Regions from separate parts of the Homo sapiens genome. Here region 2 is linked to region 1. The links are chromatin contacts, found by Hi-C in ENCODE. All regions are on one chromosome and are shown on one strand. The core of a region is the stretch at or near the end of the contact, and the rest is flanking DNA. Distances in the headings are between cores, read along the strand shown. Region 1 overlaps PPP3CA (protein phosphatase 3 catalytic subunit alpha). Region 2 overlaps BANK1 (B cell scaffold protein with ankyrin repeats 1).

Region 1 (7,128 bases), core at 489-2,988:
TGTTTTCAATTGTATACATATCTTAAAAAACTTGAGGAAAAAAACCTATTATTTTTACCTACTTACTGTTATTTCTTCAAAATTCACTTAGTAATTCTCCCCTTGTTGTTTCTACCACTTTAAAATTACAAAGTCATAAAATTTGTCCAATCCTTATTAGACTCTTACATGGAAAGATTCACCTTAGCCAAAATAAATATAAGTAGCCAGGCGCAGTAGCTCACACCTGTAATCCTAGCACTTTGGGAGGCCGAGGCGGGCAGATCACGAGGTCAGGAGATCGAGACCATCCTGGCTAACACAGTGAAACCCCATCTCTACTAAAAATACAAAAAAAATTAGCCAGGCGTGGTAGCGGGCGCCTGTAGTCCCAGCTACTCGGGAGGCTGAGGCAGGAGAATGGTGTGAACCCGGGAGCGGAGGTTGCAGTGAGCCGAGATCACGCCACTGCACTCCAGCCTGGGAGACAGAGTGAGACTCCATCTCAAAAAAAAAAAAAAAAAAAGAAAAAGAAAAAGAAAGAAATATATCATAAGTATTATTCTTTTGTCCTCCCCATCTAGATTTACTATGCCTCTGTCAAGGTAGTGGTTACATTACTGTGGTAAGCAATGAATTCAGTTTCGTCTTATTTATAGGCTACTTTGGTAGTATTTTCCAGTAGTGAAACAGTGTTGCATGAGGAAGTGATGCCAGGAGCTGTGACCATCCTTGCAACCACAAGGACGGAAGCCAATAGAAGAATAGTGTGAGAAGGATAGAAACAGCCTCAGTCCTTAGTGATGCTGTTGAGCCACCAAACTAACCTTGGGTCCTCGAAGTCGCAGATGTCCTTGTCTGGGAATTGTAAATGTCTCTGTGGTTTGAACCCAGTTAGGTATTTTGTTACTTGCAGCCGAAATACCTCCTGATACAAACACTGATTTGGCTCCATCTTAGCTTCTCATTCTCATCACTTTTTGTGCCCCACCCCTCCTTTGCTTTCACCAAGTGGTCAACATATCACTATTTTTCTGGATCTTTTCCTCTGCTCTCACTTTTTCCTCTCACACTGGAGCCCCCTCTATGCCTGCCCCCTCTGCAGCCTCTCCAGCTTTCCTCTAGGTAGGAAGATTCCAACCAAGTCAGCTTTGCCTAGGTTTTTCTGACTACACCTACCTTCTCAGCCGCCCACCACACTCACAGGTGCTCACACACGCATACACAATCTTCACCTACGGAATATCTGAAGCACTCATTTGACTCTGCATGCTGCTGAATACAACAATAACTGAAGTTTACTGAGTGCCTACTTTCTGCCAGGCACCATGCCTACTACTTTATTTGCATCATCCCTTTTGAAACCCGTGAAAAGCTTATGAACTAATTACTGTCATTGCCTTCATATCACCAGGGAGAAAATGAGATTTAAAGAAGCTTAGTTTCTCAAGTTCACACAGACATCTAATAAGTATCAGAGCTATAAAAATTCCAACCCAGGCCTAACTGTAGGCCAGGACTGGTGTCAAGAACCCTATACAGAAGTGAGTACATGTGGCACACACATTGATTTATTTTCACTGCCACTGCATATTGTGAGAGACTAGATTTTTGTCTTGAATTTCACTGTACTCCTTTCTCTGCCACAGGCCTAGTAGAAATAGCTACACAATAATGCACCCAGTTGATCAGGTGGTAGTCCTCTCCCCAAGCACTCTCACATTCTCCAGCTGTGGCCTTCCCTTCTCTATAAACACAGCTATCTTTATTAGTCTGTGACTAGCCCTGTCAGAAACATATGAGTTAAATTTTACTAAGATGTTAATAGCTGACAAAGGTTGGTGGTTTCCTTCTCTGATTTGTATCTTAAAAAAAAAAAAAAAAGATTTTTAGAGAAGGTGTTTTGAACTCAAAGGAATGACTCATGGTAAAACTTCCGGAAGGTAAACAGTGTTGAATATATATTCAAAAGGCATTTTGTGAGCAAATTCTGGCAAGCTGATGGTGATAATGGGTGTGGTTGTTATGGTAAGGTAGGGTGGTGTGAAATAAGCAATCTTTTCAATATGAAAGCATTCCATTCTCTTCAAGGCACAGGCAACTTTTTTCATTGATTCTTCACCAGGAATCTCCAGATACTCCACCACCACTTATCTCCTTTTTCTGGGTGAAGTCTAATACACTAAAACAACAACAACAACAACAAAACCACCGCTTTCTTCTCATAACCTTTTCAGTTGTGAATGTTGTATTACATACTTAAATAATTCCCACATTTTTGTGTAAATTCATATCCATTAAACAACTATAAATGAAAATTAAATTAATCATACATAATCTTGTGTAACAGCCGTGTTAAGCAGTAAAATATTTGCCTGTGCTAGAAAATCTGTAGAAATAAAAATATAGAACTGAAATTTAAGTTAGCTTTAGAAATAAATTGGACTAGGTTTCTCAAACTTGTCTGATCCACAAGAATTTTGGTGGATGCTTATTAAAATGTAGGCTCCACTCCAGACCTTTGGGGACCAGGAAATTCTTACGAGAAAGAACAGGTAACATTGAACTGGGGTAAGTGTTTCAGCTGCTCTTCAATAATGGTTTGCCATTTGGAATCTGGGAGTGCCCACACCATAAGGTCATGCCAAAAAATATTTTATTTCTCCTTCCCTACCTCCCCTTCTTCCAAGAAACACTATGCCAGGCAGTGTTTCATCCTAAGAATGCAAAGATAGCAACAATGCTCACTGCAGTGCCAGACAGACAATAAACAATTACATGCAGTGGATTAAGTGTCAAAACGGAGGTAGTACAGGATACTGTGTGCTTAGAGAGGAGGAAATGACTCATTCCAGTATTTAAGACACATCTGAAATCTGCACATAGAAGATGCATGAATACAGACCCAGAGAATTGAGGAAGCCTGGTGTCTTCCGAACATTGTGAGAAGTCCACTATGGCCGAAGCTCAGGGTCAAGTTTGGGGTAGATGAGATTGGCAGGAATCAGATCGTGAATACACTTACATGCCACCTTGTAAGACTCTCTGCAGGACAGTCCTGCAGACAACCTGGAGTTGTTGAGAAGCCTAAATGTTTCCAGCAATTGGTATAAAAAGATTTGAAAATATAACATGACAAAAATGCCTTAGGGGAGAAGTTTAAGTCAACTTTGTTCTAAGCTAATATTCTATAGTCAATTAAAACTTTGATAATCTAGTGGAGACTCTTTTCAGCTGATACACAGCAAAAAACATAAAAGAGCTGCTTTGGTTGATGCAGAAAGCTCAGTCCCATGTCAGTATTCCTGGAAATACAAGCTTCTAGCCAACAGTTTGCAAATCAAAGTTCTGTGTTTTCGGAAGACTGAATAATTGCATGGATATTTAGAATCTTACGATTGAAGGGTAATTTAGATATCACCTAGTTCAATGTCTATCTTTGAAGAGAGTTTCTTCAACTACATCCAGTATAACTCCTTCCAGGCAGCATCACTCAGGAGGTGTCTAGGCACTGAATAAAGTTTGCCCAGGTTTTAACACTTGCAGCAAAGGGGAGGCACTTGCACTCTCCTGCAGCTTACTCTCTGGTTAAGCAGAGTCATTCCTTAAGCATCTATCCTATGGTAATTAGGCATCTTTCTGATTTAAAGAACGTCTTTTGGGATAACCAACTTGGTATTATAGCTATCATGACTTCTGCTGCTCACCTTTTAAGTTTCTTCAGTCCTTCCTTAAAACAGACACTCTCTCCTGCTGGGTCTCCATTCTCCCACATGCATTCCGATTTGACAATGTTGCCTTTTCAAAATTCCATCGCCAGACATAGGTGCAACAATTCTTTCACTACTTTCTGCCTCCCATTTCTATGTATGCATTTTTTAAAAAAGACATTTGTCCTGAAAGGGCCTGGTCAGGGGCTTTTCTGGCTAATATTACCTTAAAATATATAAAGAAGGAATATCCATGAAACGAAAAGAGCAGTTCAGTGTTAAGCCTGACAGTGACTCACTGTACAATGGAATGCTGACATTTAACATTATAATAAAAACTGGTATGTTGTTAAGATTGGCAGGCATTTTGTGTGTTTATGTGGAAAAAATAAGAACCTAGAACAGTGAAAGGAACATGGCAGAGACCTGGTGTTTGAGCAATGAATAAAATAAAAAGCCACATAACAAGGGAAAAGGACATCTCTTCAGTTGCGGAGATCTCAAATTTGTTCAACCCAAGGGGCTTTCAGTTTTGAAGAAACTGGTGGGGCAAACTGAAAGGTCCCCTTTTCTAAATGGAGTGTGACAAGAGGGATCCAGTGAGTGAGAGACATGAAGTAGTAAGGTGAAAGTGTGAGACATTTAAGACAGACCATTGCCATGGTGCCTCCTACGGGGCTGACTTCATGTTGGGGGCCCTGGTTTCTGAGTAGAAAAATAGATGTGTATTAAAATTTATTTCACATGGGATGTGGCGAGGGTGAGAGGGAAGAAGTGTTTCAGGATAAGGCCATTCTGAGGGTTTCAGCCTCACCATGACACCACGTTCTGGGCTGATGCCACGAGATACTTCCAGCTTTGATGTCATCCTAAGTCATACACTGTAGATGGGCAGAGATGTTTCTCTTCCCCTCCAGTTCGTTCATCTCATCACACAAGTTTGGTTTCTGAAGATTTTTCTTTTTCTCAAATACCATTTACGGAGAACAGAAGTAGAGGATATTTTAGACAGGAAAAACAGCTGATGCAGGGTCCGTCAAATCTAGCTCTTCGTTCTTGAAAACAGTTGAAAATTCAGCACTGAGTTTGAATCCCATGAGAGTGAAGTCACCGTGGGGACTGGGTGCAGGAGGTCGGGGGACAGGAGGTTGTTTCTGTGTGTATGTCTGTGTCTGTGTGTGTAACCAGAGGTACACTGGCATGAGCAACTAAAGATTTCTATAGTTTCTCCAAAAGTGAAGGAGAGAAACCTAATAACTGATGGTCTAGAAAGGTTATCCCTTTTGAAGAAATAACTAGTTCTCTATCAACTTTTTTTGAGAGACCAAACTATTATGGAAAAATACACAGTATTACTTTCCTAACCACTCATCAGAAAGACCAAGCAATACTCACATCAACTGCTTATTTTAATGTCAAATGTTTATTTCTATGCCATAGTTGCCTCAGCACAATTTGTAAAAGAAAGGAATCCAAAAAAATGAATTTTTTTTAGTCAGGATATTTTCTCTGCAGTTATAAGAAAGAAAATAAACACCATGATACCAGAATCACCATTTCTTTCACATCATCACTCTAGTAAGTTGCATCTAAATATTTTCCTTGGTTGCCACTTTTTTTAGGATGGAGAAATATCCACAGGAAAAAATGTCTGAATTCATTAAAATAACCTTGGGATAGTCTTTGCCAGACTGTATCGAGAACATCTTTGTTTGGGTATGCTATATCGCTAATTGCCATATTCTTATTATTTAATATAACAGGCATACTTTATTATATAAAACAAAGTGCACTAAAGATGAACAATGTTACAAACAAACTGAAATTTGGTGTATCTTAAATCTTCGGGTGATGATTAGATAGTAGCTGAAGCGTGGGTATACAAATTTCTTGTTAATACAAATGCAACTCTTTTCTGTGATGAAAATGCACTTAGTAGCCTAGTACTTTTTGCTTTAGCAGATAGATAGGGCATCCAATACAACTGAAACAACCTGATAACAAATTAATTTTATTTTTCAATAAAAAGGAATGCTCTGGTTTTTTAACTGGCTCCTTGAGGAAGCCAGAAGATGGCATCTGCTCTTTAAACAGGCTTCTCTTATCTGATTTGAGACACAAATCCACCAAGATTCTTTCTTACAGTGGAAGTAGGCACCACCCCTCAGATCACGAGGCCCCTAGGAAGAAGCCTGTGGAAATCAGCCTGTGATGTGTGGTGGTGGGCCAGCACCTAGAAGACACATGGTGGTTGTGCACATAAATCCCTTCAGCGGACTCAGTGGAAGGATGAGAATTCTGTAAGTTCATGCACATTTTATTGAGTAGTAATATAAAATGCTTTTTCTTTTTCATTGTTACAAGTGCATGCTTTGATTGCCAACATGTCAGAAGTCAAATTACAAAGGCAAGGCTTTAGGCTGTAGTGAATTACTTGGGCACTTATACAATTGTTAAAAAATATGAATGGACTTTTGTTGTTGTTGTTTTCAGAATGAACCAGTTGTAACCCGTAACTGATATACAAAGGGAAAAAAGTGAAAAAAGTACATATTTTGTGGCACATGACAGAACAGAACAAAATAACTAAACTGTTATGACATTAACAGTTGCCATGCATTTAGAGTTTCACATGTAACTACAAACTTATTATAATTTCACAAGGTTTGCTAAACATGCTAACCATCTACATGTGCATTGACAAGCTTATGTTAAAAACTTTAAAGAATACTCTCCCCTTTAGATTTTTTCAAAGCTTTTTTTTGATTACAAAATTTCAAAGGCATTAAGCATTTTAGAGAATATAAAGTACGCCAGTATACATACATTTCCAGTATATGTCAGACCACTAAGCGCATTACAGTCCCATACAGGCCGATACAGCCATTTTTTTTTTCTTAAAAAACATGCATAGGCAGATTTTTTTTTTTTTTACAGAATATAGATGCTTTATCACTGTACTTAATATGGTGTCTTGTTCACTATACTTAAAAATGCACCACTCATAAATATTTAATTCAGCAAGCCACAACCAAGACTTGATTTTATCAACAAAAACCCCTAAATATAAACGGCAAAAAAGATAGATATAATTATTCCAGTTTTTTTAAAACTTAAAAGATATTCCATTGCCGAATTAAGAAGAAGATAAGTGTTATATGGAAAGAAGGGCATTCAAGCACACTAAAGAAACCTGAGGTAAGCATAATCTGTACAAAATTAAACTGTCCTTTTTGGCATTTTAACAAATTTGCAACGTTCTTTTTTTTCTTTTTCTGTTTTTTTTTTTTTTTAAGACTGCCTAATTCAGTTTATAGCCATTGTCTGACAAGAGTAGCAAAACATTATCAATAAATAGTCCTTAGTTTGTACATCATTTTGTTAAAAATGTTTGATGTCATCCATTTTTAGTGCTGCGACTGTAAACGTACAATAGAGT
Region 2 (6,696 bases), core at 2,658-5,157, 960 kb after region 1:
CAATGAAAATTAGTATTAAATGTTTTAAAATTTAGGGGTTTTGTTTGTTTGTTTGTTTGTTTGTTTGTTTTTTGAGACGGAGTCTCACCCTGTCTCCCAGGCTGGAGTGCAATGGTGCAATCTTGGCTCACTGCAACCTCTGCCTCCCAGGTTCAAGCAATTCTCCTGCCTTAGCCTCCCGTGTAGCTGGGAGTATTTTCCAAAACATTTTTGAAAGTAATAATAAAAAAGTAGGTACTTAAAAAAAAAAAGAAAAAAAGAAAACAATGAAACTCTAATGATTTCATTTACTCAATTTTGTAATTCCAGATCAGAAAATGATGAACTTTATTTTTAGAATCACAGTATTTTAAAGCAGTTCTTCAAAGATCATACAACTCAACCTGATCATTTTATAAATGGGGAAACTGAAACCTGAGAAGTATACTAATAAACAGAGAGACTAAATTCTTGTCTCTGTAATATTAAATTCTGTAGAGGGAGATATTAAACAATTTAATTGCAATAATATATATGATGTACCTGGAAGGTAGTAAGTACTCAATAAACATTAGTTGCTATTATTACAATTATCGTTTGAAGGTAGTCCCCTATTCCAATTTTTCTCCCAATATTTAATTACCAGGCATTCTTAATACGTACATTTAGCTCTTGATCAAATAGTTCCAGATCTATAGAGCTTTTCAAGACACTTAGAAAGCTTTCTTGTTGTGTTTCTGAAATATGTTAGGAAAACTTAGGTATCAGTGACCGACCGTAATTTGTCATAGTTTCTTTCCATTGAAAAAAAAAGAATTGTGGCTTGACCACAATAATAGTTTTGATTGATTTTCTTATTTAATGCCACAGATTTTTGCTTAAAATATCTTTCCCATTGAAATACAGACTTAAATACAATATATTCCGTAGAAACACCAAATTTATGTCACACTTAACTAACATCACCAAATTTCAAAAATTAAGATACTGTGATATTTGTTTTTATCAATGTAATGATACATCCTTTAAGGTTTAGCTTTCCTACTTGTATTTAAAATTGGTAGATGTCATTTGCCAAAGAGGCTGGCTGATAATTAGATTTGGAATAACACATGACTTTTGCATCTTATTATCTTTATTATAAATTGTCAAAGAGTATAGGACATGCATAAAGAAGCAGTAATGCAAATGTTAGGCACAATCCATTTTATAAAATAAAGATCCAATATACCTGTGAAATATAAGATGAGAAGAAATAAATTTAAGATAAAGTTTGCAAGATAATACCTGATGTAATGTTCTATTCTCTGAAAAGAATGGTAGCATTGTTATATTTCACTGCAGCAAAGGCTTTCTTAAGAAAAAAAACAGACTGCCTCTGGTAGTGTTTAAAATTGTATAACATTAGTTTTTGACCATAAAAAATTAATTTGTATAAATTATTCCAGTGGAAACCAATAAAGCTGTGAATATAATCCAGAAAGAGAAAGAACAGTAAACAACCTGTTATTGTTCTGAGTAGAAAAACTCCCTGTTTCTTATTGAAATGTTGCAAATGACTCACAATACTATTAAATGTTTCCTTTTCATTGAGTCAATATTCAACATTTTTTTGAGAATAAGTTGTTTTCAGAAAGACATATAAACTGAGAGAAAATCATAAAGGGTTAATAAATTATATGAAATTTGCTATTTCAGTTAGATCACTAAAACAAAATCGTGACTATCTATGTCTATCTCTCTATATGTATGATTTTGATTCTCACATTCTTAAGGACTGCTAACATACATTTACATATGTGTATATGTAAGAAATTTAGATTTGTGTAAGTATATAAATAAATATGTATATTTTGATAGGGACTGCCAAGTTGCCCTCCTAGGTGGTGAACCAATTCACACTTTTACAAATTAATGAAGATTAGTGCCCAATTTCTTGGCTATAAATTGTCAAACATAGAATTTTGCCATTTTTTATGGGAGTAAATTGGTATCTGACTTCTCTTAGTATTACTCAGATGAAACATATTTTCCTATTGTTTCAAACTATTTGTATTACTTTTTCTATAAACACTTGATATTCCTTGCCCAATTTTGTGGTTGTTTTGTTGACTTGTTAGTCCTTTACTTCTTCATTTTGAAAAATTCTCTAGATTTTGGGGAGATTACCACTTTATAAGTGGCAAAAGTTTTTTTCTTATTTTTCTTTTGAGTTTGATTGCATTAAGTTTCTTCTTGTGAAGAAATTTATCATTTTTGTGTTGCCAAGTTCATTAACTATTTTTTGTGGTTTATAGATTTCTGTGTCAATGTTAGAAAATTACTCAAGAGACTCTAAAGAATTCTGCTAGGTTTTTCATAATTTTGTTTTCATTTTTAACATTTAAATCGTTTATCCATTTTGAATTTATCTTGGTTGAGTAAGTGAGGATTGGATTTTATTTTTTTCCTGAGTATCAATTGTCCCAAAAATTGCTAGTTTTATTTTTTCCCAGTGATTTTCTGTGTCATTATTTTTACATAATAAAATGCCATATATATTTGAGTTATTTTTTTTTTACTTTCTCTTGTTCTGTTGTTCTCTTTTTCTGTTCATAAATGAGTCGTGACAGTGTGTTTTAATCTGATAAGGCTGCTCCCCTCCTCCCGTTGCTCTTCTTTTGCAGAAGCTTTTTGGATATTCTTATTTATATTGTCTTGACATTCAAACTTTAGAAAAACCTTGTGTATTTATGAAAAATAAAATGTTACTGGGATTGCTTTTATTTATAAATTAAATTGAAACAGTTTATGTCCTTGTGATGTTGAGTCTTTCTCTCCAAAGAAACAGTATGTCATCCCACTTACCTTCATCTTCTTTCATGTTTGCAAAGATGGTTTTACATTCTTCTTTCTTTTTTCTTCTCTTTCTTTGAGCATTTTTGTTAAGTTTATTTCTCTGCATTTGATTATTTGTTGCTATCATGAATTGGTCTTCATCAGGATCTTCTAACAGATTATTGTTTACATGTAATCAAGGCTATTAATTTAAGTGTGCTGCTACTGGCATCTTACTAAATAACTTTGATGGTTGTATTAAATTTGTACTTGATTTTCATGAGCTTCCCAAGCATATGAGACATCATCTGCAAATATAGTGATAGTTTCTCCTCTTCTTTCCAATTTTAATATCTCTAATTTTGTCCTCTTGTGAATTGTAACTATTCACTGAGTGAAGTGTTATTTAATAGTTGATAGTGGGCATCCTTGCCTTGTTTCCAACTTTAGTGAAAATGCCTCTATTATTCTCCCATTGAGCCTGATACTCTCTCTGTGACTGAAATAGATGTGTTTATCAGGTTATATAACTTTTCATTGATTACTATTCTGAGAATTAATTTTTATTTGTCAAGAATGCATGTTGAATTTGGTCAAATACCATTTTAGTGTCAATGGAGAGAGGAATATTCTTTTTCTCTTTAGACTAATTAATATAATAAAGTAGTTGAATAGATTTAATAATATTGACCTGATTTTGTGTTCTAGGAATAAATTCCCCTTGGTCATGATATATTTTTCTCGTAATGTGCTGACGGCTTCTGATTAATAAATTTTATTATTTTAACATTGAAATGCATGAGTTAAAATGTTCTGTAGCATATGTTTTTCTGAAATCATTGATGATTTTAGCTATACATGTTTCAAATAGGATTTGGATATACTTTTTTATATGCCTTGGCACATTTTAGTAACACTGGAATTATATATTTAAATATTTATCCTGATCTATGGCAGAGGGTTCCTGGTGGGAGTTCCCTCATCGGTTAAAATGTTCTGCTTTCTTCATCATTTTTTCTTTCTATACCTTTTCTAAGCTACTATACTAGTTCTTTCATTAATACATGATATTCAGTGAGTCAGCTTTGAAGATATCCATCTACTGTCAAAGGAGCCAGGTTGTTTTACAGGTTCACCAAGTTTTGGCTGCCACAAAATAAGAAGGCTTCCTGAAAGCACTGCTGCTTGGCATACTTCTTGTAGTAACCCTGTCACCGTCTGCTTTTTGAAGCTAAACTAGGTATGTGGTAGGGTGTGTGTGGGTAGGGATTGTGGTTCTGCTCCCACTCAGTTCCCCCATGCCTCTCTTATTACCAGCAAGGCTTTAACCCCCTGGATGGGCCCCTTGCCATGAGGAAGTGTACTTGTGCTCTTCCTCCCTGGGTCTGCTGCAGCTGCACTCTCTTTGCAGGGATCTCTTCTAAGCTTCCCTCATTTTCCTTCTGTTGGCTCCTATAATGAATTAGTAGCAGCTTTGGCAACCTTTTATATTTTATGGTGTCTTTTTTCTAGTTTCATTAACAATATTTTAAATATTTTAAAGATATTTTAATCTATATAATAAAAACATATTTTAATAATAATATTTTAAGACAGAACTTTAACAACCCATATAAATTGGCATTGATGGTCTATGACTCTGACATTGGTCAATCTTTTTGTAGAAATAAAAATTATTAGGCCTATTAGTGGCCTGAAATGCCTATCATTATGAAGTTTAGTAGAGAATTCTTTTTCTATTTATTGTGCTATTTATCATACCTAAGGAATACTTCAGCTAAGTAGGTATACATTTGTTTGACAATAAGCAAATATGATTTATTTAAATATTAGATTCTCTTTAACACATATTGTAGGCAATCAATAACTTTTTAAAGCACTTTTTTATTCGGCAAAAGTACTTACTATAGTACTTACTATAACACTCATAACATATACAGCTCCTATCACACCTTTGGATTATCATATATTTTACTATATCTGATTTGTTTCTGATTATGTCAAGAATACATCATTATTATGTAAAGAGAGCAGCAGTTGTATCATATTTCATTCCATTGACAAATATATTCAATGAATATAATCATTAAGTATAATTTAAAAATGCCGCCCAACCAATGCATCAAGTTAAACCGGTTTTACATATTTAATAATTTTATTCTAAGGCTATATATATATATGTATATACGCATGGAATTTCACCAAGATTATGTAGAAGCTTTCCCTAAATTCCCTAAAATTTAATCTCTTTAAGTAATGAAAATTTGTCCTTGAAGAATTTTCTGATAACAATTTTTAAAGATTTATTTTACTTTATTTTTATGCTATCATTTCCCAAGGCGCAGTATAACTATCCCCTAACAAATTGTAGTTTGGTTAGGCTTCAAGTTTAGTTTTAGGTTTGCTTTTCTTCTTATGCCTAATAAGTAATGGAAATATTTATCTTTAAAATTTTCTGTATGTGAAGCGCAAAGCCAAGTTATGGATAAAATGAAGTTAATATTTAAATTTTAAAATACACATTTATGACTTACTCTCAAATACAGCACTGACATTTAGCCATATTATATGCTAGAGGAAAATGTATGGAAATCTTTTAGAAGTTATTAGCAATTTAGTGCAGTGTTCAAAAGATCAGACTCTGGGATCATACTACCTGGACTTGAATCTTGTCTTTACCACGTAGTAGCTGTTGTGACTTTAAGCAAATTATTAAAGTTCTGCTCCTTAATTTCCTCATCCATAAAACAGTCTCTTCCACAATTTGTTCAAAACAAACTGTTGTGAGGATAAAGTGAGTTAATGTAATAAAGTGCTTACAACAATGCCTGGCAGCCATTATAATTTCAGTACAGCCCCTTCAGAAAATTGTTGGAAGACAAGATTATGAATAACTGACCTATTTGAAGTGTAGCATAGTATTCACAGATATTTAAAAGCTAACCATAAGATTAAAAGAAACAAATGGACCTGATTAAAGACTTCCTATCACAAAGGATTTTTTGGAAGAAGGGAGAAAAGATGTTCCAGATATTTAACACAGAGCAAAATTATTTAGCTGAAAGCATTAGATTTGTCAGTGCTTCAAAGCCTCCCCAAATTAGCTTATTTACTTTCAATATTATTTTAATTAATTTGTCAAAAAGTAATCCAAATAACATATTGGATAGCATTAATGCTTTGGCAAGGGCATAATAGCAAAGAATAGTACTGAGAGGATAATATGAAAGCCTGAAGTGCACAAGAAAAAAAATTCCAGAGCCAATCATAATATGTTCTGACTGTATTAAATCACAATGTTTACATAGATAAGAGAGGGGAATGTATAACTAGCTCAAGACATGCTGATATCAGATATGAAATGCATCTAGTGTAGATAAGCAGAGAATTTCATTTATATTACAAGAAACTAAACATTTATTAGTCACAATTTTACTAAAATACTATGTAAGGCTTAAGTTGCCACACTTCCAAAAGGACATAAAAGACCTAAGAAAGCTCGAAAAAGAGGAATGAAAAGTTAAGAAACCTTTAGTAAAGAAGCCCTGGGAAGAAAGTTAAGGATTAGGGTAGTTAGCCTAAAAAGTAGAGGCCAAGATCAATATTATCCTCCCTTTTAGAATATGGTGGGATTTTATGAAAATGACACTAAGTAGTTATTCTCTTTATAGAAAAGATAGCTAGCTTCAGCTTTAAGACCACTAACTTACCAGGAAAAGCTTTTTGTTTTGATGAAGATTTTCTATCCAGAAAATAAGGATATTATCTCATTTACCATTGACCTCTCAGAATTATTATACACATAACATGCAATTTGCAATAAAAGTGCTAAGTAGTTTTGAAGTAAAAGCACTAAGGGATGTTATCATTGCTGTCATTGATAGTGTTATGGAATAACAG

Evidence for each region. A loop is a pair of places that touch in the nucleus more often than their neighbours do. Pooled maps may share reads with other maps.
Region 2: a loop to region 1 is called in a map of PC-3, with 11 times the contacts of the local background. The contact joins two enhancer-like sites. A Hi-C loop is called at or near these places in 1 of 168 maps with a recorded cell type or tissue (PC-3), 7 of 37 single-sample maps with no recorded cell type and 4 of 50 pooled maps.

The regions. Positions count from the first base shown.
Region 1 is chr4:101,018,338-101,025,465 of GRCh38, forward strand. It overlaps PPP3CA (protein phosphatase 3 catalytic subunit alpha), which reads right to left. Exons shown (of 14, transcript NM_000944.5): 14 at 5,081-7,128. Among named protein-coding and RNA genes, the nearest start is that of LINC01218, 140 kb to the left of the region's middle. Within about 2 kb of position 1,739, at least 12 of the 41 ENCODE cell types and tissues checked have a DNase peak (open chromatin) inside an H3K27ac peak, as active enhancers do.
Region 2 is chr4:101,977,909-101,984,604 of GRCh38, forward strand. The region is part of intron 7 of BANK1 (B cell scaffold protein with ankyrin repeats 1); the gene reads left to right. Among named protein-coding and RNA genes, the nearest start is that of BANK1, 190 kb to the left of the region's middle. Within about 2 kb of position 3,908, at least 2 of the 41 ENCODE cell types and tissues checked have a DNase peak (open chromatin) inside an H3K27ac peak, as active enhancers do.